3 separate regions of the Mus musculus genome follow, and all the other regions are linked to region 3. Evidence: chromatin loops called from intact Hi-C (ENCODE). Cell type or tissue: heart. All regions are shown on one strand.

The links. Hi-C counts contacts between places; a loop is a spot of excess contacts. Peaks named below come from ENCODE experiments on the same cell type or tissue, not always from the same donor. Only the 100,000 strongest peaks of a DNase experiment are listed, where the experiment ranks them.
Region 1: it touches region 3 in a loop (1.9-fold over the local background); 2 of 42 quality-filtered maps call a loop at or near these places.
Region 2: it touches region 3 in a loop (2.2-fold over the local background); 5 of 42 quality-filtered maps call a loop at or near these places.

Annotation. Positions count from the first base shown.
Region 1 is chr4:97,672,643-97,680,642 of GRCm38, forward strand. It overlaps a transcript of Nfia not described here. Among named protein-coding and RNA genes, the nearest start is that of E130114P18Rik, 92 kb to the left of the region's middle. In heart, a CTCF peak has its summit at 3,556; a DNase peak (open chromatin) is centred at 1,439; H3K27ac peaks cover 599 bases.
Region 2 is chr4:98,250,703-98,258,702 of GRCm38, forward strand. No RefSeq gene overlaps it. Among named protein-coding and RNA genes, the nearest start is that of 0610025J13Rik, 67 kb to the right of the region's middle. In heart, a CTCF peak has its summit at 4,344 (motif pointing right); DNase peaks (open chromatin) are centred at 7,299 and 7,819.
Region 3 is chr4:98,104,458-98,112,457 of GRCm38, forward strand. It overlaps Nfia (nuclear factor I/A), which reads left to right. Exons shown (of 11, transcript NM_010905.3): 11 at 6,761-8,000. The coding sequence ends at 6,778. Among named protein-coding and RNA genes, the nearest start is that of Gm34784, 18 kb to the right of the region's middle. In heart, a CTCF peak has its summit at 4,776 (motif pointing left); DNase peaks (open chromatin) are centred at 1,014, 1,644, 4,294 and 4,754; H3K27ac peaks cover 3,309 bases.

The DNA of each region.
Region 1 (8,000 bases), 430 kb before region 3:
GACTCCTAGAGACAGAAGGTTGAGTGCAAGGTGAATTCTCAAGAGAAAAAAAATGTGAGGGAACCTTAGAGAAGACGAGTTTCGTGCATAATTGATCTGACAGGCAGTGCCCATTCAGTCACCACAGAAGGACCACTCTCCCATGCAGGAACACATTTCTATTGAGAGGCACCAGATGCCACCTAGTTAAAAAAATGTGTTCACAGGAGTACTATGTTGTCAGTCTGAGCTAGGGATTTGGAAAACCCAGACACTGTGTTAGAGACCATTATTATTATTATTATTATTATTATTATTATTATTATTATTATTACCATCATCATCATCATCATCACCATTATCATTTTAAGTCTAGCTCTGGACAAAATTGGACACAACTTATTCACTGAATGGTTGAGGGAAGGTCCTGTGTCTGTCCTTATGATCCCACACACCTTGTGACTGCTTAAACAATTTCAGAGAAAATATTTTTTTTTCTACTTTGAGAAACTTAAAGTGAGAGTTATATGAGAATCTTTCCTAGACAGTTGGGTTCAGCTGCTTCCTAAAGGCAGAATAGAGGCTGTATTTATCCCATCAACATGTCTGTGTTTATGTCCATCCTTGTCGGTCATCTTGCTGGAAATAATACTAGGTAAGATTGGCACTAACCTTGTTTTATAAATTTTACAATCCAGCAAAATTTCATGCACATCAATAGATATCCGGGGGTGACTGCGACAAAAGATTAAGTTCAGGTTAGTTGACTTAAGATAAACAGCTTATTCTGAACGAAGTGGTTTAAAGGCAGCTTACAACTTTTCAACATTGCTACATCTTAATAAGGCAACATGTGAGACTTATGATGTTCGGTGTTTGGAGAAACCATAGATATGGATGCAGACAGCTGTTCAGAGGAAGCATCAGTGTGATAGCAATGGCAAGACACATGGAGATAAGTAAAACCATGATAGAAAATGACAATTACAGATAGGGAGAAAGAAGTCACATCCAGACCTTTAACAGGAAGACAGTGGATGTATGGCTCCTGGGAGATGAACAAAATCTAGTTCCTACCTCAACTTCCCAATACACCTGTTCATTTGTGAAATAAATAAACTAATCCTATGTACAGTCTAGACACTGCTATGATCTGGGATAAAAATCAGACTAGATCAACATCAATTAACAGGATAAGGGGCTTGTAGAAGATACGCAGAGAACACAACTCTGCTTGCACTGAGTTCACTCTGGAAGCCACTGCCAAGGAAATGACGTTTGCTGACTGTTGAGAAGTTATCATTGCAGGGGAGAACGGGGGAAGTGCGGGGAGGGGGGTGCAACAGTTGAGAAAATAATGACAAGGACAGAAGTCAAAGATAGCTATGGGGGCACTCAGGCACATGTGAGAACAGGAAGTAAGGTGGGAGAGACCAAAGGGAAACAGGAGGGAAGGCTGCAGTCCTTGGGGAAGGACAGGAAGGAGGGGAGGGGCTGTAAAGGCAGGAAGCTCTAGAGGGCTGTTGTGGGGGAGAGCAAATGACATAATTAAGAGGGAGCCAGAGGCAGGCTGCAGCAAAGGTGCACAAGCAAGGCATGCAGAAAGCTCAGTGGGTCAAGGCGTAAGCGTGGACAGCAGACAGCACCAGGCAGACACAGCTGTGCAAATGCAGGGAGGTGGCAGGTCAGGGACATGACAAAGCTCAGTTGACAGGTTAGGGGAAAAATGGGCCAAGAAGCTGGCACTGGAATAGTGAGTGGCTCTCAGTTCCAGCTCAATCAACAGGCTCTGCACTGAAAAGTATTTCAAGGCCTCCTCTGGCTTTGACAGAGGATGGCCACAGTCAGCCAGTAATGTTCTCCATCAGTCTGCAAAACTACGTCTGGTGTCTAGTCTCCAGACTAGAGGCCGGATGAAATTGTAAGGGTGAGACAGAAGCAAACCCAGAGAGGAAGGTGGCGGAAGCTGAGGCATTGACAGTAGGATCTTCAGGGCCATACCAGGGCCTATAGCATGGTCATGGGAAGATTTGGCTGAACACAGAACAGGACATAGTCTAATATCCAAGTATTTAAATATAGCTGGCATTTTTCTCACTGAAGAATATAAGCAGCTTTGGAAATATATACTTGTTAGTGAAGAGAAGGGTATGTGGTTGGAAGAGCCCTTGCCTGTTATAACAAATGGGAAAACAGAGTGAGCACTTCCTTCCCACCTACAGCTTCCACTTCCCCAAATTAACATGGAGGCTTCCTCTAAGCTGACAATTCACCTGAACCTCTGAGCTCACTGAGCAGCCATTCATGGACCATTTCCTCCAATGGGGTAAGAAAGTGCAAGTAACACCTTGACTTCAGTGGCCAGATCTCTCCCTCTCCCTCTCCCTCCCCCTCCCCCTCCCCCTCCTCTTCTCCCTCTCCCTCTCTCCCTGCCCCCTCTCCCTCTCTCCCTGCCCCCTCTCCCTCCCCCTCTCCCTCCCCCTCTCTCTCCCCCTCTCTCCCTCTCTAATCTTGCATGTGAATACATGGATGTGCTCATTTCTGTATATATTTGTACATATCATTATATGTTCATTCATACATATATGTATGTGTGTGTGAATGTTCCAGTGCCTCCTACAGGCTGAGCTAGTGCTCTACCACTGAGCAATCCCACTCACCTTCCCTGAGAACCTTCGACATGGGACCTACCCTAGATTGGCACATTTGGATTGTCAGATATAGTGAGCATAGGTACAGTGTTGAATAGCCGACCTCTAGAACTCACTCACCTGATGAGCTGAACACTGATGCTATTGAACTGTCAACCGGACATTTGCTTGGTTCCTAGACTGTTTGTGGCAACTACCAATCTCCTGTTTTATTACAAGAATTTGATGTTGAGATATTGTAAGAGTGGAACTGTGCAATCTTTCTCACTTTATCACATATATTTCACTTAACATAATGCTTTCAGGGTTCACAGCCTTCTTTTAAAGGCTAAACAGCATCCCATTGCATGAATACGAATCTCTTCTTTTCCACTTGTCTTTCGGGGGACATGATATTTCTGCATCCTCCTCACTTTGAATATGGCTGTAGTAAACTAAGGAGGGTTAATATCTCTCTGATATCCTGATTTCAAACCTCTAGGATAAATGGCCGAAAGTGTTGGATCCCGTGGCAGTTCTGCTTTTAACTTTCAAGGTACCTTCACACTGTTTGCATTCACACTAACACAGCGCGGGATTCCAGTTTCTCTGCATTCTCTCTTAACTCTCTCCACATCGTCTCCTAAGCCTCTCTGCTCTCTGTTCTCCAGAGCGACAGTGTCCCGGCAGCCCAGCAGAGAAGGATCAATCAAGTCACGGTTAGCATAGGTCTGAGTGTCCGTTCTCTATGCCCCTGCCCACACCAGCTGCGTCATGGCTTTACGCAGAAGAATGAGAGATTAGAGACCGACCGTGAGAATCCAAAGCTTGCAGAACCCCTCAAAAAGGGGAAAAGCCTTTGTCATCAAAGGAGTTAATGAGCACACGTCTCTGCAGGAAGCCCTAAAGAAATGAGTGTTCTGAGTGTAGAACATTCACTTTACAGTAGGTGGTGTTATTGTTACATGCTCATACAGACAGTACTAATTAACAATCCTAAAGGCCACATCATTAAATTATCTTCAGCTTAAAGCCCTGCAATGTTTAGCACATCCCAGCAATTCAATTATATTCAAGGCAGTAGCCTGAATGTCAGGTACTCTTCTGTGGCCAGCGAAGAGCAAGCAGCTCTCAAAAGCAGATGAACCCCAGAAGGAGAGAACAGCTCTGACACACACACACACACACACACACACACACACACACACACACACACACCCTTGTCCCTCTTCCCAACATACATGCTAGATGGGAAGCAAAGATAAATTTCAAAGAAAATGCAGGAGTGAAACACGGACCTTACCAATTCTATATGTAAAAACAGGAAGACTCTGACAAGATCTTTAAAATCTGACATGAAAAATCGGCTCACTGCCCTCCCATCTCCTCAAGGTCCCCTGTCTGCATTTTCTTCTGAGCCTTCCTACCTCCCTTGTGATTTCTGAGCACAGCACACTGTGTCTGGGGGTTGAACTTGGACGACTTTGTAGCTTGTGGCTGGGCTTTCCCTGCAGTGAGCACTCAAAGGAGAGCACAAAGCTGTTCTGTTCCTCACCCTAGGAGACAGTTCCTGTGCAGAAAAGGCTTTGAGAGAGAGAGAGAGAGAGAGAGAGAGAGAGAGAGAGAGAGAGAGAGAGAGAGAGAGAAGTGGGCTCAACCTCATTTGACCTTCCCCATGCAGATGAGGTCCTGTGTGTAGGCTCAGCGCATCTCAGCAGGCCAAGTGACCTCCATTGGCAGGCAACACCGTGACACAACCTCTAGGTCGAAAGCTGCCTGTGGAAGAGGAACATCTATGGGTCCACTGATTAGCACACAAAGAGACAGACAGAGCCAGCGGGCAGCTGGCTAGCCAGGACACTCATCTGCAGGCACAGAAGCAGCAGACAGAGCCATCTGCCTCAGTTTCTCTGAACTATCTCCCTTAGTCGCCATCTCTGTAGAAACCATTTCAGCATCCATCCTTACTCCAGTACCACCCCAGTGTTCCTCGGGAAGATCCCACAAGATCCTTGGGGTCAAGCAACATATGAATCTACTTATCATGCTCCATTACAAAGAGTACATCCCAGTAAAGATTTCTGGATGGTATGAGAGCTGGAGAGAAGGTTGAGGGACAAACAGATGACAGATAAATGGCCAAAGCACACCAAAATGATCTTGCTCCCCTCTGTGGGAACTGAATCCTCCCCTGATAGTACCAAGATGGATCCTGGCTCTCCAGAGAGGAAATTGGTGACAGAAGCCAGTCTCTCTCTAAGATGAACATCGCTATCCAGTCAGGATATTGTTGCCACAGACCCAATAGAGCTTTTCTTAGTTTCCCTGCCTATGGTCTAGACAGGTACTGCCAGACATCAAATAACCTGTCTCTGGGCTTTGCAAACTCATAAAGCATTGTTGAGATCCTGTCTCTACCATGGCATCTTACAAACCTACTGGATCTAAGACAGCTCCAACACAGGCTCCAACCATTTACATGTGGAGGAGAATAACAGAACTGACTTCACAGGCTTTCTGTGTGGATTAATGTTTTGTGAGACCCCCGACATGCTCCAAGTCAATAGGAGGCAGCCTATAGATTGGCAAGTCCCTAATCTCTATAGAGACTGCCATCATTGTGAAGTGTGTTGCTCAGTTACATCATTCCCAAAAGGATGGCAGGGAAGAGCCACCGAGGCTGGAGGGAGTGCCCCATGAGCAGACGAACAGGGGCTTAAGAAAGTATAGTCTCTGGTTGTAGCTGGTTTTAAACGATGTCAGGCAGGCACTGCTGAGAAGCAGGTCGTGACGAGAGCAGGCAGAGAAGTGAGGAGGTTTGGCTTATAGTTAAAGCCTTTACCCAAGTGGACAAACATGAAGAGACTGCCTGTGCGTATGAGCTGAGATCGCCTCTGGGGAACAAAGTCATGAGATTACACTGATGCTGAAGTTCCTTGTGCCTCCATTTGTGACACCACTGTCCTCTGAGTCTCAGTTTACATCTTCTTGTGGCCTCACTTGACGCCAGCCTAATCCTCCCTACTGAAAATAAGTCCTCTCTCTTCTGAGGACCCTTAGCACTTGCGTGTGCAACACACCTGCAGATTTGCCCATGCTGGCCCCTTAGAATAGGATCATAACAAACACTCAAATCATACTAAACGTAGGAGGAGGGATTGTTTGAAGCAGCACACCTGCAAACACACAGCCAATTAAGTCTCACAACAACATCCCTTTAACTATGAAGCAGGTGGCATCAAAACTCCCATTTAACAGATAAAAAACTGATGCAGAAAAATTAATTAGCATGCTCAAGGTCAGACCACTTTAAATACATAAGGCAGCAAGAGTTTCCCTCATTATTTATCACCTCATTTCTCTCCCCGGCACAGAGGTGTTACTGCCCAGAGCACATAGACTGCACACTATTGTGCTAAGGCCCTGATTATATTCAAACTCCAGCTCTATATAAGTTCTGTATCCCTCTTCCTTCTCATGCAGAACACGAAAATGCTCAGTGCATGCCTCCTCGCTTGGGTTTTACGAGAACGAATTGGACTGCTCTAAGCATTCAGAGTAACTCCCATAAGTACTGTGTACACATACCTTAGTACTGTGAACAAGAGTCCTGGCTAACCTCATCTTTATGCCTTGTGCTCTTGTGTCCACACAGTTGATTTCTATGACTAGTTCAAGAATATGGAGGTAGCAGTAAAACAGATGGCTCAGTCCATTTCAGCACAGAATAACTTTGTAACACAAAGCTTGACCGTTAACTTCTTAGTCTTGACCTTCTTGGTTTATAAACTGGAAATGCTACACACTCTCCTGGAAATCCTACTCCACGAGTGCAGCGAAAACAGTGTATATATGACTGGGAAAACTGAAGGGACCATCCTGAGTTTATTTTCCCAGATGACACTATCTCTCGAGGGGCTCTGTCCACTGTCAAGGTTTTTTTGCTGCCTTCTACAAAAGCAGTTTGTAGAATTCTTGATAAGCCAAGTAATTTTCTCACAAAGCAGGTTGCATAGACACCCTCCTGATCTTATCAAGCTGGAGAATCCACTGCCCTGCTCTGGTGTTCAGGGGCCACATCTCATCTTGTCACCACAGATGTCTGTTGCAAAGCTTCCACCCAACTCCACCTTCAGTGCCAATAAAGTACCCGGACAGTCTGTAGAGGGGTAGAAAATGGTGTGACAGGTCAGACGCTATAACATATGAGACATTTATGTAACTGTAACTCTTGTAGTCAGACCCACCACTTACATGCTTTGTATTTTACTTAACTCCTTCCACAATGACCTGGGAATTTTGTGAGGGTTAGAGGCCTAAGCCAGCTTCTGGCTCATAAGAAGTGCCTAGTGAAACCATGTTCACTACCGTTAGCTTTCCTTCCTCACAAATGTCCATTGTACCTCATTTCACCCTGAGCTCAGGGAACCTAGAGCCCGCTGTGGGGAACTCACATTCTGAACTTTTCCTGACATCTTCCAGGACACACCTCTTGGTCCTCCATCTGACACCCCAGAGCCTGCTAAGATGCACACCTCCTAATGTGACATTTGCTGAATGATGCTTACTATGACAGCTCATAAAGTCTTAAAGTGCAATCCCTCATCACTTTTCCTCTGACCCCTTGTTTCCTGTTCACAAAGTAGAATCTCATGGGCTTGTGTGATACCTAAGGCATGGCATATTCCCATATATCCATTAGTATTTGTTACCTAGCAAGTTATGCCAAAACTTTGTTATTTTATAATAACCATTCTTTAGGTTCAAATTTCTATGGGCTCACAATTGGCCTGGTCTTTCGTTAGACTCTCCAGACCTGAGTTGTATCTCAATCCTCCAATATTCAAATGATCCAAAAAAATCACAAAGTAAACACAAATCCAAGGGAAATGGATCCTGTCTCTTGATGAGAGTTATGTTAAATTGTTGGTTGCATAATAATATTTTTGTATTCTGCCATAAGTGATAAATAAAAGCACCTCTTCAAACTAACTTAAGTTTTTGTCAAGTTTTCTAGTTCAGAAATTTTTGCAAGACTTCTTACATATAATGAAAGAAAACAATGTGATGAACTTTTACTATGTGTCCACTTGGTACTAGGTAGAAGTATTTACAGTATAGAATGGTAACATCTCTGCCCTAAAGGTGCCTGTCGGTGAAGTAGCAAAGTATACAGGTGCAGAGACAAATTCTAAGACTTGGTAAACTATCTGACAACAGAATATCTTTCACAGGGACATGTACAATTAATCATTGATTCTGTTGTTTACAGTAAATTCTAATTCAGAGCCAAGCTGCAGTGTGAGCAGACTGACCAAAGGATAAAAGGTTTTAGATGAATCTGGAAAGTTGGTTAAAATTGCTCTAAAGCTGAGCGGTGAATGAGCCCTT
Region 2 (8,000 bases), 150 kb after region 3:
ATAATCACCAGCAAAATGATTCTAGTTACTTCTTATCAGCTATTACTTTAAGTGTAAATAGTTTGAACTCTTTCATTAAAGATAGAGGTTGTCTGAGTATAGATAGTGGCACAAGCCTATAATGTTAACAGAGGCAAGAGGGTTGTGAGTTCAAAGCCAGCCTGAGCTACACAACTAGTACCAACCCAGCCTTCACTATGAGACCCTAGCACAGAAAAGGGGCAAACAAAAAAAGACAGATGGGCCACACATGTACAAGCAGAAAAGGATACTTGTGCAAGGGCCGGTGATGTAGCTCAGTGAAAGCATCTGTCCAGTATATTCAAGGCCCCTAGTTCAATCCCTAGCTCCACAAACTAAATAAAAATTCTATGCAAAAAAAAAAAAAAAAATTACCAAAAGATTGTAGAGGTGGTTGTACTAATATAAGATAAAATGGAATTTCAAATAAAAACATTTACAAAAGATAGCTCATATTAACAAGAGATTCAGTACAGTAAAAAGACATGAATAGTTGCATCATAAAATATGAAATGAAAGCTGACAGAACTGGAGAGACCACAGAACTTTGACAGAGTACTTAGACATTCCACTACTCTAACTAAAGGACACAGCAGAGGATGTAATCAAGATGGCAGACCAAGCAGACACTGCAGTCATGAAAATGCTCTACCGCATCAGCAGCAGGCACACCTCTCCAAATGAAAAACAGGATATTTTTCTAGGGCAGACCACATGGTCAGCCACAAACTCTGAAAATTTTAAAATTAGTCAATGAACTCTGTATGTTGGTCACTGACAGCCACTAGGAGAGAGAGAACTAGTTTTCTTTAAGAATGTTACCCTTGATTGCGTTCTTTCGCTGGTTTCTGGTCGTCTGGGGTTACTACAGGTTTACGTGCTGATTCCTGAGTTTAGCTTTGTGTGATGAATGGTTCTCTGATGTTTTCTCCCCTTGATTTCTGTTTCCTCTCTAGTCTTCTGGCCTGAGGGGCCTGGAGTTCTAGTGACCAGCAAGTCTTCAGGTCCAGTAGGGTGCTTCTGCTGGAGTTTTTGAAGCCTGCATGGCCTCTGGGGTTTTGAGTACTAATGTTGCTTCTGGGGTTCCTCCGTGAAGGCAGCAGTTTTTTGCTGGAGTTATGGGCTAGTATTTGGAGCCCAGGGTTGAAGGGGAGGTGCAGGGGTGCACCAGAGACACTGCTTGGAGGGCCAGGAGCCAGAGGCTGGATAGCCCAGAGACCTAGAATAGAACCAAACACTACTGGAAAAAAAAATCAATCAATCAATCAATCAATCAATCAATCAATGAAATGATGCCTAATGATATTCTGCTATACTCATCAGATGGTGCCTAACCCTGTTGTCACCAGAGAGGCTTCACTCAGCAACTGATGGAAACAGATGCAGAGACCCACAGTCAAACATTTAGGTGGAGCTTGGGAAATCCTATGAAAGAGAGGAAGGAAGGAATGTAGGAGTCAGAGGGGTCAAAGACAACACAAGAAAACCCACAAAAACAACAAACCTGGGCTCATAGGGATTCACAAAGATTGAACTACCAACCAGGGAGCCTGCGTTGGATTGACCTACATCATCTACATATATGTTACATTCGTACAGCTTTGTCTTCTTATGGGACTCCTAACGGTGGGAATAGGGGCTGTCTCTGACTCTGTTGCCTGCCTTTGGGACCCTTTCCTCCTACTGGGTTGCCTTATCTAGCCTTAATAGGAGAGGAGGTGTCTAGTCTAACTGCAACTTGGTATGCTACAGCTGGTTAATACCCATGGGAGAGCTACATTTTCTGAAAAAACAAAAACAAAAACAAAAAACAAAAAACAAAAAACAAAAAACAAAAAACAAAAAACAGAGGAGGAATGGGGGTGGGGTGAGGTCTGGGAGGGGAGGAGGGAAGGGAAACTTCACTCAGGATGTAAAATTAAATAAATAAATAAATAAATAAATAAATAAATAAATAAATAAATAGACAAGCAAACAAATAAAGAGTGTTGTCACTGGAGGGTCAGCTGACCTAGCTCCAGCAGAAGACCATACATACATAAATACATGGGTAGCACAGATTGCAAAAGAAAGGAGACAAAGTTGGGCAGGCAGGGAATAGGATGGAGGTCAACCTGGGAAGAGCTGGGGTGGGGAGGGGAGAGGATGAATATAGTCAAAATTCATTGTATGAAATTCTCAAAGGCATAAGAAAAAGAAAAAGCAAGAACGTGCAAAACTCGGGGCTCAATACCCAATACTAAAAAGCAGGGGCCAGAGGGTAGTCGCTAAGAGTACCTGTTACTCTTGAAGAGCACAGGGGCTCAACTCCCTACACACACATGTGGCTCAAGACCATCTGTAAGTCCAGCTACTGTAAATTTTACTGTCTTCTGACCTCCAAGGGCTCCTAGGCACCTAGGCACACATATACACACCTGAAGGCAAAACACTTGTACATATAATAAAATATGACCAAGCCAGCTCAGTCAGTAGACAGGTTCTTCAGCACAGGAGTGAAGATTAAAAAGAAAAATGGCAATTAGACAACATTGTTGCATGACCCCACCCAGTTCTGAGGCTGAGGTGGGTTTATTTTTTCCCAGTCTTTTTTATACCATTTTAATTACATGCAAGCAACAAGGTCAGTTCTAGGTTAAGGAACAAACAAGACAATAAACACAAATAGTCAAGGAACGAGCAAGGCAATAGACAGTCCCCACCAGCACTGATTCTAAGGGCTTGTCAGGATGACCAAAATATCTGAGCCTACTTCCTTGTCCAAGCCCAAAATCAGATTCTTGCCTGAAGCCTACTCCTTTGTTCCACCCTAAAATTAGATTCCTGCCGGAGCTTACTTCCTTGTCCTTGGCCAATCTCAGATTCCTGACTGAAACCCATTTCCTTGTCCTTGGCCAATGTCAGATTCCCGCCAAGCGGCCTCCAAAGCTCTCCACAAAAATAAAATAAATATAAGAAACTTTTAAGCTAGATATCGTAAAAGATAGGTGTTTCTGAAGAAAAACTGGGAAAGTCACAAATTTGAAGATAGTAACATGGCTCTGGAAAGACAGTTCAAGCAAGAAAAGGCTTGCCACATACACAGAAATATCTGAGGTCAATCCTCAGAGCCCACATTTAAAAAATAAAAATAAACAAAAGGCATGGTGGCATACACTTGTGATCCCAGCCCTGGGCAGGCTGAAATGGGCAGATCCCTGCAGCTCCCTCGCCAGCTATCCTATCAGATTGGTGCGCTTAGGACCAACGCAAAATAAACAGGAATGTGTCTAGTGTGGAATTACTATTCTCTCCAAGCAAACAAGTAATTTTTCTTGCTCATGTCCTTCTCTAGATTAAATATGTCTTCAACACAACCTCTTCTTCTCTCATATGCATATAGCTGATAGACAGACAGACAGACAGACAGACAGGATAGGGATGGTTGGTAGGTAGGTATGTAAAGAGGTAGGTAGGTTGGTAGATATTAACAGAAAAACCTCAAATGCTATTTTTAAAAGTGACAAAAATCTAAAGTACCATGAAATGGGAAAATATCAGTGACAACACTCTGCAATAATGCAAAGGACTTGGACTGAGGTCTGAGGAAAGCTATTGATGTTTCCTGAGCACATGAGAGTACATAGGCTCTTTTATGGCTGAAAGCAACACAATGCTTCTTGGCTGGCTCCTGACCTAGCCTTGTGCTATGGGAAAGACATCCCCGGGTTTTCCAAAGGAAAGACCCAGAACTGAGAAACAGGAGTCAAGGTGGGAGGTAGCTGCCATTGCCACAGACCCTGAAATAACCGGTTGCCTTCCACCAACACCAACACCACCACCACCACCACCATCTCCTGTCCCACATAGGAAACAGCCCTGGTAATCTCAAAGTCCTTACCAGCCAGTCCTTCACTGTCCTCAGTCCTGAGAAGAGCAGTTGGTGCTCACCATAAACGCACTGTATGAAACACATCCGATTGCGCTGGCTGGTCCGCTAACTTGGCCTCCTCTGAAATTGCCCCCTTTGGATGTGCAAGGACAGTGTTTATCATCCTGCTAAGCCCAATACTTCAAATAGAACAATTTCTGTCTCTTCCAAAATCAGGTGAACTTTAAACATGTAGGATCCTAATACCTTGTTCCAGAGACTGGGGTCCCTGTGACATGGAGATACTCACGGCACACCCCACCCCCTTTCCTTTTCAACTCGGTGGCAGAATTCCCCAAGAAGTCTGGACAGTGCACAGTTTACTCTGAGGTGAAATCTTTTGAACAACAGATGGGCGTGCATTCGCCCCTGGACTTTTAAGATGAAATTCGATGCGACATCCCCTTTCCTCCAGGGGGCGCTGAAAGGTACATGGACTATGCTGCCGTTACCCCTTCAACAGCCCATCAGGTCTTGCAACTATCATTATTTCTGCAGAAAAGAAAGAGCCAGAATTGAGTCTTGCGACAGAGCAACCGATCCCTGCTGTCACCCAGCACCAATAGTCCAGATACTAGTGCCCGGTGAGCACAGCCTCACGCAGCCATTGAAGATTCTGGCCAGCACGGAGGCCACAGGCCCTGTCTTCCATATCATAAACGTCTGTGTCTGTCTCTGCCTCCTGCTCAGAGCTGCTCCTTCCATTAATACAGGAGCTGACAGATTGGTTGAGAATCTGTAACTAATATTTTGAAGCCATAAGAGATGATTGTGCTGTGTCTAATTACAGAGTTGATCATCTTAGCTGATTATGATAGATGACTCTTGATGGTGGTCAGAGCCTCCTGTATATTTTAGGTGGAATGCTTTCTTTTGACATTTACTTTACAGAGACATATGTGCATCCTATTTTAATTAATGGAAGAAATGATTCATTCACAAGTGAAAGATTTAATTAAATAAAGGGTCAGTGCGGGTCAGCCATGAATTGCAAAATACCTTAGATGCTCATTGTAGTCCCCGGCATCTCTGCATGCTGTCTGGAGCGTGCATGGCAATAAAGACTCCCCTGCAAAGGGACAGAATGAGTTTCATTCATTCACTCAAAAAATATTAATTGGGCCCCTGGTGTGTTTGAGGCACTGTGCTAGACCCTGGGGAGGCAATGGACAGACAGAACTGGCTGCCTTCGGTCATGGCACTTATAAGGGAAAAAAATGAAGGACAGGAAAATGGGACCTAATCATTACAGATTATAGCAAGTTTTGAGGAGGAAAAAAAATAGCAGAACATTTCCTGTCAGTGCTTAGGAATAGCTACTTTAAAAGCTTAGTACCTATCTTTACAATATTATACTTGTTTAATTTGGGAATATATTATCAGAAGCCTGTCTGGTTCACTTCCAGTGGCTAAAATGTTTTATTCTAAAAGTAGCAGTCATCTAAATGAAGTGACTCAGGAAATATTGGAGACTACAATTGCTTTGTGCTTTAGCTTCTTCCTTTGAGTTGACCAAACTTAGGCTTTCAAGCCAGGCAAAGCCAGGGCTTCTCGGCTGCCTTGCCTTTTGCCTCAGAACAGCGTGCAATGCTGACCTGGGGATGGAGCAGACATATCACATGGTTGTCAGCCAATACCTGGATGTCCCAGGGCACAGCAAGATCCCATTGATGTTGACAGTTCACATTCTTACTATGTGGTTGCTACAAGTAGTTTCTTCTCTCTCTTCTTTAACTAGCCTCATACTACTCTTTTCTAGTTGCTTTATTCTTTTATGATTCCGTTATCTGATGGCCGAGGTTGTAATTTTATTGCTACTAGACCCAGCCAACATCCACTAACACTGAGTAATTGGTAAGTGGATAGTTGGGGCTCCTGCTTCCTGATTTAGGAACAGAACAGCGAATAAACAAGTCCCTCAACGCTTGCCAAGACAGGTGACATAAAACCTAAGTGGCCAAACCTATATTGCCTATCGTGCAAACTACTTGCCTTGCCCTCTGCCTGCCACTCGCATCTTGGCTCTTACTGCTTTGCTCACAGATGTAGCTTGAGCCACAGGCCTTGCTTGGCGTGTTCATGGCTTCTAGACACTGCTTCAAAATCTTCTCTTCAAAGGGACTTTTTCTAATATTCTAATCTCTTGTTTTCTAACTCTCTTACCTTAATATAATGCTTTCATTCTACATTTAAATTTTTTACTTATTGATTGTTTTACGTATATATGAGTGTGCCTAAGTGTGGCTATGCGTACACCATGTGTCTGGAGATGCAGACAATTGTGAGTTACCCAGTATAGGTGTTGGAAACTAGGTCTGCTGCAAAAGTTACAAGCACTCAGCCACTAAGTCGTCTCTCCAGCCCCATTTTCTCTTGTCTTATGGTGGTATCACTAATGAAAATTAAATATTTCTATGTTCATAAATGTATACTTATATACATTTACATGTATATTTCCTGTACTTATAGTGTATAAATTGTTGAAGGCAGATATCTGTTCCTGATCAGCTGTGTACCACCATGCCCTTGAATGGATCAAGAAAGTGGAAGATCTGGTTTTTATTTTTCTGGCAAAGTAGCATAAGAACTATCCAAGTCATTTGCTTAGTTTACCAAGTAGGGTAGCCTCCAAAACATGAGACTGTGCCCGAGGATGTCTTGGGTTTTAATTTTTGGAGGGTTTTGTTTTTTGTTTTGGTTTGGGTTTGGTTTGGTTTGGTTTGGTTTGGTGTTTTGGTTTTTTTCACTTTGTAGCACTGGTTAACTTCAGAATGACAGGAAAGGGGGAAATAACGGTTTTCAGTCCCAAAGAAGATAGAAACACAGCCAATGGGCGCCTCCCATCCTCCAAACTTGACTAGATCTCTCTTACAGTTTCTCCCCACAGACCTGGGCCTTTGGCAGCTCACTACCCCTGTGACTGAAAGAGACGTGTAGACTTCGTTGCAGAGCGTTTGTCTCAGGATCAAGCCCTGGGTTCAATCCCTAGCACGATGAGAAGAAAAGTAGTTTTGAGCTTAGGCCTGTTCTCAAAGCCAACAAACACAGGATTTCTAAAGCTTTCTCGTGATCTGACGAGAAGCACGCCGATGGGGAAGCTTGGATGTTTCCGTTGGCCGCCTCCACTGACTGAGAACCAGAAAACTGAAAAGACAGATGCCTTTATTTGCCTCAGATGTCTTGGTGATAGAGAGTTGTTCCAAGATACTGTCTGGGAAACAATGGCAATGACAGGCTAGCTGGGTTGGAAGCATGGAAGGACGAACAGGTTTTCTTTCGCTCCCACGTGAGCAGTTGGGAGCCTTGGTATACAGTGACCATGCTGTTGCCTGGGGTGCGGCCTTGCTGTGGGTGTTCAGGGCACTTTGTCCCGGAAGTCTGTCCAAAAAGCCAAACAATGCTGGGTGTTCCTGGCAAGGCCTGGCCTGGCTTACTCAAATCAGTGTTGGGAGAGGTGCTTCAGGGTAACAGAACTGGCTCCATTTCTACCATGACCACATCGGTACTGGTTTCCGCTGAGCAAAAACAAAATTCAAAAAAAAAGGTCTGTACCGAATTGTATGTGGCTTTTGTTTTATAAACATTTTTTTTTTCTTTTTTGGTCTGTGGAAACTGCAATAAAGACCAATACCATATCCAGTTGCTTTCCAGAGAGCAAAATCAACTTGGGAGACCTATCTTCTTGGCACGGGATCCTGTCTTCGCTTGCAGATACGTGACTAAGGGCAAGGACAGAGTGGTGGGCTTCAACCGGGAGATACTTGTAGTCAAGAAAATGTTCTTGGAGAAGGCAGGGGTCTGCTAGGCAAGGGAGAAATTTCCCAGGTGAGGAAATTTCATGCATGCTGGGCCCAGACACCCCACAGATGGGGGAGGGGGGACTCTTCTGGAGAGCCTTGCTGTGCCCGGCTGCAGAGACCCTTCCCGGAAGCTCCCTATTCAGTTCACTTCCAACCGGAACCCATTTAAGGCAAGGGGATGAACGCTTACAGCAAGCAGGAAGCCACTTCCTTTCAAACACACAGCAGACCAGGGTGACAGCATTCACAGAATAAACACATTCTAAGAA
Region 3 (8,000 bases):
TCTCTAGGGAGGGCGCCTGTCACTGCAGGAGGCCAAACCATGTGCTGGGCGCATGTATGTGGCCTAGCTGTGCTATGGAGACCCATCTAAGATACGGTACTTCACTGAGGGTGCTGGTGCCTGGCCCTGGGAAACAGAATCCTGCTTTCTTTTTTTCCTCTACTTAACCCGCTCTATTCAACTTAATCTATTCAGTACCTCCTCTCTCACCCACTGGGGCAAGACCGTGGGGATGCCACACCTGAGAACATGAGTAGCTTTCTTGTGAAGAAACAGGCTGTCACAGTCCCACCACCATAGTAACAGACGGAGCCTATGGGTAAGGACCCTAAGAAAGGTACCTCAGTTTAAAGGAACATCTGGCAAGGTGGCTCGTCAGCAGGTAAAGCTCCTTGCTACAGAGCCTGATGACCTGAGTTCAATCTCTGGCTCCCACATGATAGCAAAAGAGAACCAACACCTGCAAGGTGTCCTCTGACCTCCATAGCCCACTGAGGCACACAAACACACACACACACACACACACACACACACACACACACACACACACACGTAATTTAATTTAAAAAAAAAAGAAAAGGGGGTCATTTAATCTTAGACCTCAGGGACCAGCAAGTGTTAGCACAGCACGGAAAAAGGCATAGCCTGTGCCCAGGACCCAGCAGGGAGGAAGCATTTGGCTTTGGGAGATCTGGAAGGAGTTTAACACACCACAAGTGGTGAGAAGATAAGGCTCTACAAAGGTAAGCGAGGCCACTCACGGCCCATTAATGTTTTAATAGTTTCCTGCACAATAAACAAGTCTTGGTTTAGAGTTATTGAAAACAGGCTTTCTTTAATTAACAAAATAAAATCAGACAAGAAAAATGGCTGTGGAGATCAAAGCCTGAGACTGGCAATACCCATAACTAGCACCTGTGTACAGCATGTCACCCTTTCCAGAAACTCGTGCTGACCACTGTCATCCTCTCATGCCCAGGACTCCAGGGTCACCCAGCACAGAGCCCTGTCTGTCATACAGAGCCCTGTCTATGATGTCATACAACCCATCAGTGGAATTCAGTACGGGCCTTTAGACATTTGGCCTCATCAGCTGAGTTTATCAAGATCCTTTGAGAAGTCGTGAAGGGCATAGAAGTCTAAACCAAACCTCTTCCTGCTGGACACTAAAGCTTCTAAAGGCGGATGCCACATTTTCTTTACTCCCAACATTCCCAGACCCTCAAGTCCACGACACCAAGAAAACTGCAGCCTCTTGGTACTTACTGACCAAATGACTAATGGCTCCCAAGTGGTTGATCCTAAAAGGAGAAACCAGGAATGCACGCAGAGGTCTGTCTACTCCTTCTGTGTCAGAGACAGGGGTGCCCCCTTACCCCCCCCCAGCCCCCCTCCTCCAGCTTTTGGCTGATTTGCCAAGGACAACTCATTTGTGCTAAATAGTAGGCTTAGTTCATGCAAACAAGAACAGGAAGCCAGAAATGACTAACTGACTGGATTCGTGTGGTCCAGGAGAGGTAGCATCATCCCCAGGAGGGACAATATAGTAGCTGCACTCAATGCAGACCTGCTTGCTGGGTCCCTTGTGTGGCTGGTAGAGACTGATGTGTTGGAGGGGAGCTTCCTGTATTTTTGTGTTTCCGTTTATATGTGTAAATGTCCTTAAATAACCCACCTTGCCTGGAGAGGAAAGCTAAGCGTCACACCCACTTCTGGATTCCACATTAACAACCTCCTTCCGTGCAGTGTTAAACTTTGCCCCGAAGGGCCTTTTGTTCAACTTTTTAATTTGAAAAACAGATTTTGCTGTCACAGCCCAGCCTGCCCTCCACAGCATGCGTGCGCTCACACACACACACACACACACACACACACACACTGTCTCTCTGTCTTTCTGTCTCTGTCTGTCTCTGTCTCTCTCTCTCCCAAAGTGAAATATCTCAGATCTACTTCTTTTCTGTTTTTAAAATGTATGCCCTGCCCGCTGCGTAGAAAGGGAGACTGTAAGAAAAAGTTGCGTGTGTTAGAATATTGGCAGTTGAGAAGGAAGGTGAGTCCCTTGACTTCATCACCTGTCTCCAGTAGACTCTGGACCAACTCCATTTTGTAAGGCACAAGAGAAGGACCAGCCTGCCACTGTCACAGTGCGGGCTGCCATCTCAGCCCTCTTGTTTAGGATACAGTGGGACGGAGGCTGTTTATGGTTCGTAAATCCTGACTACTGTGAGCATTCCAGAATCCCCACAGAATGGGGCTGGAACTTTCATGGAGCTGTAAATTAAGGGGCGGGAAGTGTGATAAAACTCCTAAGAGAACCGCGCTGCAATGGTTAAATGAAATTTTATAAGCACGTCGCTGGGCGCGGAGCTGTTTTGCATTACATGAGTTGAATACCTTAGAGACACCACATCTGCAGGCACTTTATTAAATCCTGAGTCAGCACTTTCCAACCTGATGAGATTACTTCTCCATCTGACCAGCTAGAAGGAAAGCTGAGCTCTCGGACTGCAGATTTCTTTTGATGTTTCACCTTGAACACTGAAAGAGGACGGGTTCCCCCTCCCACCCCTGGTTCATCCCAAACTGTGGACATTGAGAATGTAACTGGCTAATTTCTTGAAACTAGAGCCTTTGAGGGAGTGTGGATTTATGGGCCACCAAATCAACTGTGGTTGAATGTTCCTGCTGGGGGAGGGGCAATAGATCAAAGCCCAGTGTTTACTGCCTCAATGTAAATGTATCAAGATAACATCCTCTGATGCAGTACTGTAATATTGCCACTCTCGGCAGATAAGGGACAGGGATTCCTTTGTAGTCGCCTGGATACAGTAGGGCAGATTAAGGGCCTATAAAGTATGAAGGCAGAGGCCATATGAAACCCAAGCAGATGTCAGACGTGAGGATGATTTCCTGACTCTCCCTCCACAGATGAGTTTTGCTTCTCGTGTCAGTATCTTCCCAATGACTTGATTCAATCCAAGTATTTCCCAGATTTTCTCAGATCCCTCTCGCTCTCTGTTCTCCTGTCCCAAGAAGAAAGATGCCGAATCCTCCTTTAGTGAGTGCTCTCAGACTTGCTGCGTTTTCAAGTAACGAGATTAAAGGGAAATGCCACAGCAAAGGAGCCTTTCCTCCTATTGCCTTACCCGGCTGAGGCGATTGGCAGTTCTCAGAAGTTTAGGAAAATCCAGGAGCACCTCTGTGTGGGCGGTTGTCACACCTGTCACCACCAGTGTCTTCAACTACAAACTGACAGATAGAAAACTTGGCAAAATGGAGTAATTTCTTATTGCTTACAACTGTTTCTCTACTATATTTCTGCAGATCGTTTACTAAGAGACCTCATTCAAAAAAACAGAAAGAAAGAAAGAAAGAAAGAAAGAGAGAAAGAAAGAGAGAGAGAGAGAGAGAGAAGTTCGTGTGTGGTTCCCCCTAACTGACTTCCCATTCTGGAAGCCCTTGGTCAAGTAGCTGGGTTAATTGTCATGAAGATTAGTGAGATGTTGAAATAAGTACTAATGGTCAAATTACAGGAGTGAAAAGTGGGAGAATAGGTTTTGGTTTGGACCTGAAAGGGTTAATTAAGGTTTTTTCACGGGTTATTAAAGACCCCCAACCCCTGCCTTAGGAGTCATATTGACAGCCCACCACAGGGCAGCTCAGCTCCTCTATTGACATGTTGCTGGTAGGAGCACAATAGCCCCAGTATCTGCAAATCATTGCTAAAATCATCTCAAGGAAAAAAAAGTTCCCAAGCTTTAACATTAGACAAAAGCCCGGGAGTTGCAGTGTGCAGCTCAAAAACCCAGAGTCAGCAACTTCTATTGATTAAAAACTAACCTTTAAAGTAACTCTGAGAGCGTGTGGTTAGCATTTAAATTTAAACATGTCGTGAGTTGATTTGTGTTACTGAATACCAACTCAGAAGGAGTAACATTCACAGTGCGGTTTTTTTTTCTTTCTTTCTTTCTTTTTTTTTTTTTTTTCTAACTCCCTTAAGCAGCTAAAGTATTTCATGAAATGTCAAAAGGGCAGAAAGAAAAAGGGGAGGGGCCAATGCGGGGCCTCATCGTTTTCTTTCCCAGGCAAATATTCACCCCCCAAAAGAAAAGTGTGGAGAGCGAAACACAATAATTAGTCCTTTGTCTAACTTTCTCAAATGCCAAAGAAAGACAGATTAATTAAATATACAACAGTGTTGGTTTTTGGAGCGGGGGTCTAGCTTGCTGGGTAGGTCATAAATTAGGCAGAATAAATACTTCAGTGTGTTTGCAGTGGGCCTGCTACGTCAGAGCCACTGGAAGGTTGGTGGGAGGAGAGTGGCGGGTTTCTTGCTAATGATAGTCACGTCTGGGTCTGTCTGGTTGCTAAGAGCAACCAGACATGATGTAACACCAGGATGAACTTGAACTTGGGGGACTTGAAAAGAGAACAATAGCCCAGAGCAATCAATAAAGCCTATTTCAGTGAAGGGTTACAGAGCTGCTCTGGGGTAACCTTGTGGGCGAGGCACACACTGAATAGTAAGATGTGTGAAGAAACTTTTTTTTTCTTTGCTTTGCTTTGCTTTGCTTTGCTTTGCTTTGCTTTGCTTTGCTTTGCTTTGCTTTGCTTTGCTTTGCTTTGCTTTGCTTTGCTTTGCTTTGCTTTGCTTTGCTTTGCTTTGCTTTGCTTTTTAGCAGAAGTATGTACAGGGCACTGCTGATTTTTGTAATGTCCTGAATGCAGAAACTACGGGACGGAAAACTGCTCCCCCTGGTGACTCGCCAGGTCCCAGGCCTTTGCTTCAGGACTGCCACACTGAAGAAGTCCAGAATTTCACAACTGCCTTAGAAAGCATGCAAACAGATTGGGAACAGCACTTACCACTCAGTTTGAGACTGTTCTGTATAAGAGCAGATATGGAAAGTGGATCTGCGTCAGAGATCAGGAGAAACTTAACGCAGACACGGTTTGCGGTCTGCTTCCCTCCCCTTTCCTTCTTACTGATCTTTCTTTTGTCCACTTAGATTTAGGCCATGCATACTTGCCAGGGTGATTTCTTTTCCAGATATAAGCAGCTTTATTGGGTTCTCCGAAGCGCATGGTCAGAGAGTAAAAGTCTACAGGATGAGTAGTTTTGTGGTTTGAGCTAGGAGTTTTTGTTTTGTTTTGTTTTGTTATAAGCGCCTTTGGAAATCAAAGGTACCTTGTGTGACCAGGAAATTTTACACCATGCCTCCATGGAGCTATCACTTAGCTATTTATCCCTGGGATCAAAGGAGTCCCGACTTTCCCCTAATTGAATCTCCCCGACAAGAGTGAGCTTTAGCCCTCACCTCCGGAATCAGTTCCGACTGACTCAAACCCTGGTGATGTTTTCAATGCAGAACTCACAGCCTCGAAGCTGGTAGGTTTTCTGATGAAAATACTGAATTCTTCAGAATACTTAGAAGAAAGTTGGCAAAAAAAAAAAAAAAAAGTCATACAATTTTTAGCCTCACTTGAGTTTTGAGATTGGTCTATAGTTGCTCATTTTGTTAAGCGAACTCTCTGTGTTGACAAAGAATGTTTCTGAAAGGGACATAAGACTGGCTCCACAGCTGGCAGAAAGCTCCAAGGGCACATTGAGTAGACAGAAACATGAACGAGAACTACAGTGGTTTCATTTCCCCATGAACACAATGGTGCTTCATAAGGTGCCATCTTATTTTATTATGTATCTTTTCTAAGAAAAGAATTTTAAATATATGCCATTGAAAGGATTTGCACCTGGCCGGGCAGTGGTGGCGAATGCCTTTAATCCCAGCACTTGGGAGGCAGAGGCAGGTGGATTTCTGAGTTCAAGGCCAGCCTTGTCTATGAAGTGAGTTCCAGGACAGCCAGGTCTATACAGAGAAACCCTGTCTCGGAAAGAAAAAAAGAGAGAAAGAGAGAAAGAGAGAAAGAGAGAGAGAGAGAGAGAGAGAGAGAAAGAGAAAGAAAGAGGAGGGGAGGGGAGGAGAGGGGAGGGGAGGGGAGAGGAGGGGAGAGGAGGGGAGAAGAGGGGAGAGGAGGGGAGGGGAGGGGAGAGGAGGGGAGGGAAGAAAGGATTTGCACCCATCATGAGGAGCAAGGGGAGAGGCCAGTCTGACTTCCCACCCCCCACCCCCTCCCAGGTCACCAGTGAGTTTTCCACCAGACCTTTCTGTTTTAACTGCTATCATGGGCCACCTACAGAATGTTGTGTTTGTACATTTAGCACCTGTCCTTAGCACCTACACCTCACTGAGAAATATATTGAGAAAGTCATGGAAATAGCTATTTGCTGCAGCCCCAAGCTCACACTTCAGCCACTCCATCGAATTTGCTTGTCTTTCTTGAGCCCTCCCAGGCATTAAGCTAGGTACTAATAAGATAGCCAGGTTCCTTGCCCTCTTCTAATTGGCTCACTACAGGGTTACAAAACCTGCCATGTGACCAGAAAGACGGCACCTGGTAAGATATATGCAAAGCATTGGCAAAGCCCACAAAGGCAATGAATTTTAATGTCAGAGGAATAAGATAAATTTCAGTGGCTTGGGATTTACTGTCATCCCTCGACCACATGAACTCCCAAGGTAAATTCTGATCCCATGGTTAAAAGAGCAACTTTCAAAATAGTTTTACAATATTGAATGCTTTTTGTTTTTGTGCACTGGATCACTGTGGGCCTTGCTCATACTAGCCAAGAGCTACCCACGAGCCACTACACCCAGCACTACACCTGCATTTTAATTAGACTTTTCTTTTTGTCTTCCAGTCCTGGTACCTGGGATAAAAGTTGCAGCATCCCACCATCCTCCAGACAGACCACCTGACCCCTTCTCAACTCTGTAACATGGACGCAACCTCAACCCGGCGCAGTTACAACTTCACTGTCAGTGGAAGGGGAGCGAAACCAACTCGAATCAACTTATACATGGAAACAGCAAACATCGTGGTCAAACAGCAAAGGCCATAACTTTTTGGGATTCTTTTTTTTTTCTTTTTTTCTTTTTTTCTTTTTTTTTTTCTTTTTTAATACTTTAGGGACTGTCGTAATTTCTCATGGTGCTGGAAATGGTTGGGCTGTGTGACATTTGAAGTGTTTCAGTGGTGGCGTGAGCAGTAGGTGAAGTGGTTGGTGAAGGATGAGCCTCGCTCGTGAACTTCCTGTGGTAACACTTGGGAGCCTGGCCTTTTCCCAGTATTTCCTGAATTTGCCCGTGCAGGTGTGTGACCCTCCCTGAGCATCTGGAGACACCTGGAGCATGAAACCTTCTGTAATCGCTGAGATCTGTAACTTACAGGACACTCAAAGGGCAATGGTTTTTTTTGGGGGGGGGGTTGTTTTTTTGGTTTTTTTTTTTCTGTAACATATTAGGGAAAAAATGCAGTTAAGTTGATCTTTCTTTTAATTTGGTTTGGTTCAGCAGTCAGCAGTTACATACATAACACAACCCGCAAGGACAGTGAATCCGCTCCTGTTGCAGAGCAATTTCCAAAAAGACGGCAAAGACTACTACTATCAGTTTGGTTGGGTTTTTGTTTTTTTGTTTTTTTTTTTTTTGTTTTTTTTTGTTTTTTTTGTTCTTAAGTTTTGAAATGCTGCACTTACATTTAAAAAAAAACATTTTTCAACAATTTCAACAATGACACAAAAATTCACATGGAAATGGGGAAGATGGTCTGTTTTGACAGAAACTGACAGGAATCAAAACAATCGAATTTTGAATTGAGTGAAGTGCAATTTCATTGGATAGCTAAGTATCTTTGTAAGATAGAGATTGTTGAAAATTCTATTTTTGTTTTTCAAGTCCTCCCACCCCAGGACTCTAAATTATTGGGGTAAAAAACAGCCTTGCAAGAAAAAGGGGAGCTATTTTTGCTTTTTATGTTTTTTATTGTTAAACTTGTATCCCTTTAAAAAAAAACCGAAGGAAAATTTAAAAAAACAAAAAAAATACAAAAAAAAAATACAAATCTAATGGTGCTTTTACCACAATATGTTAACTACATTA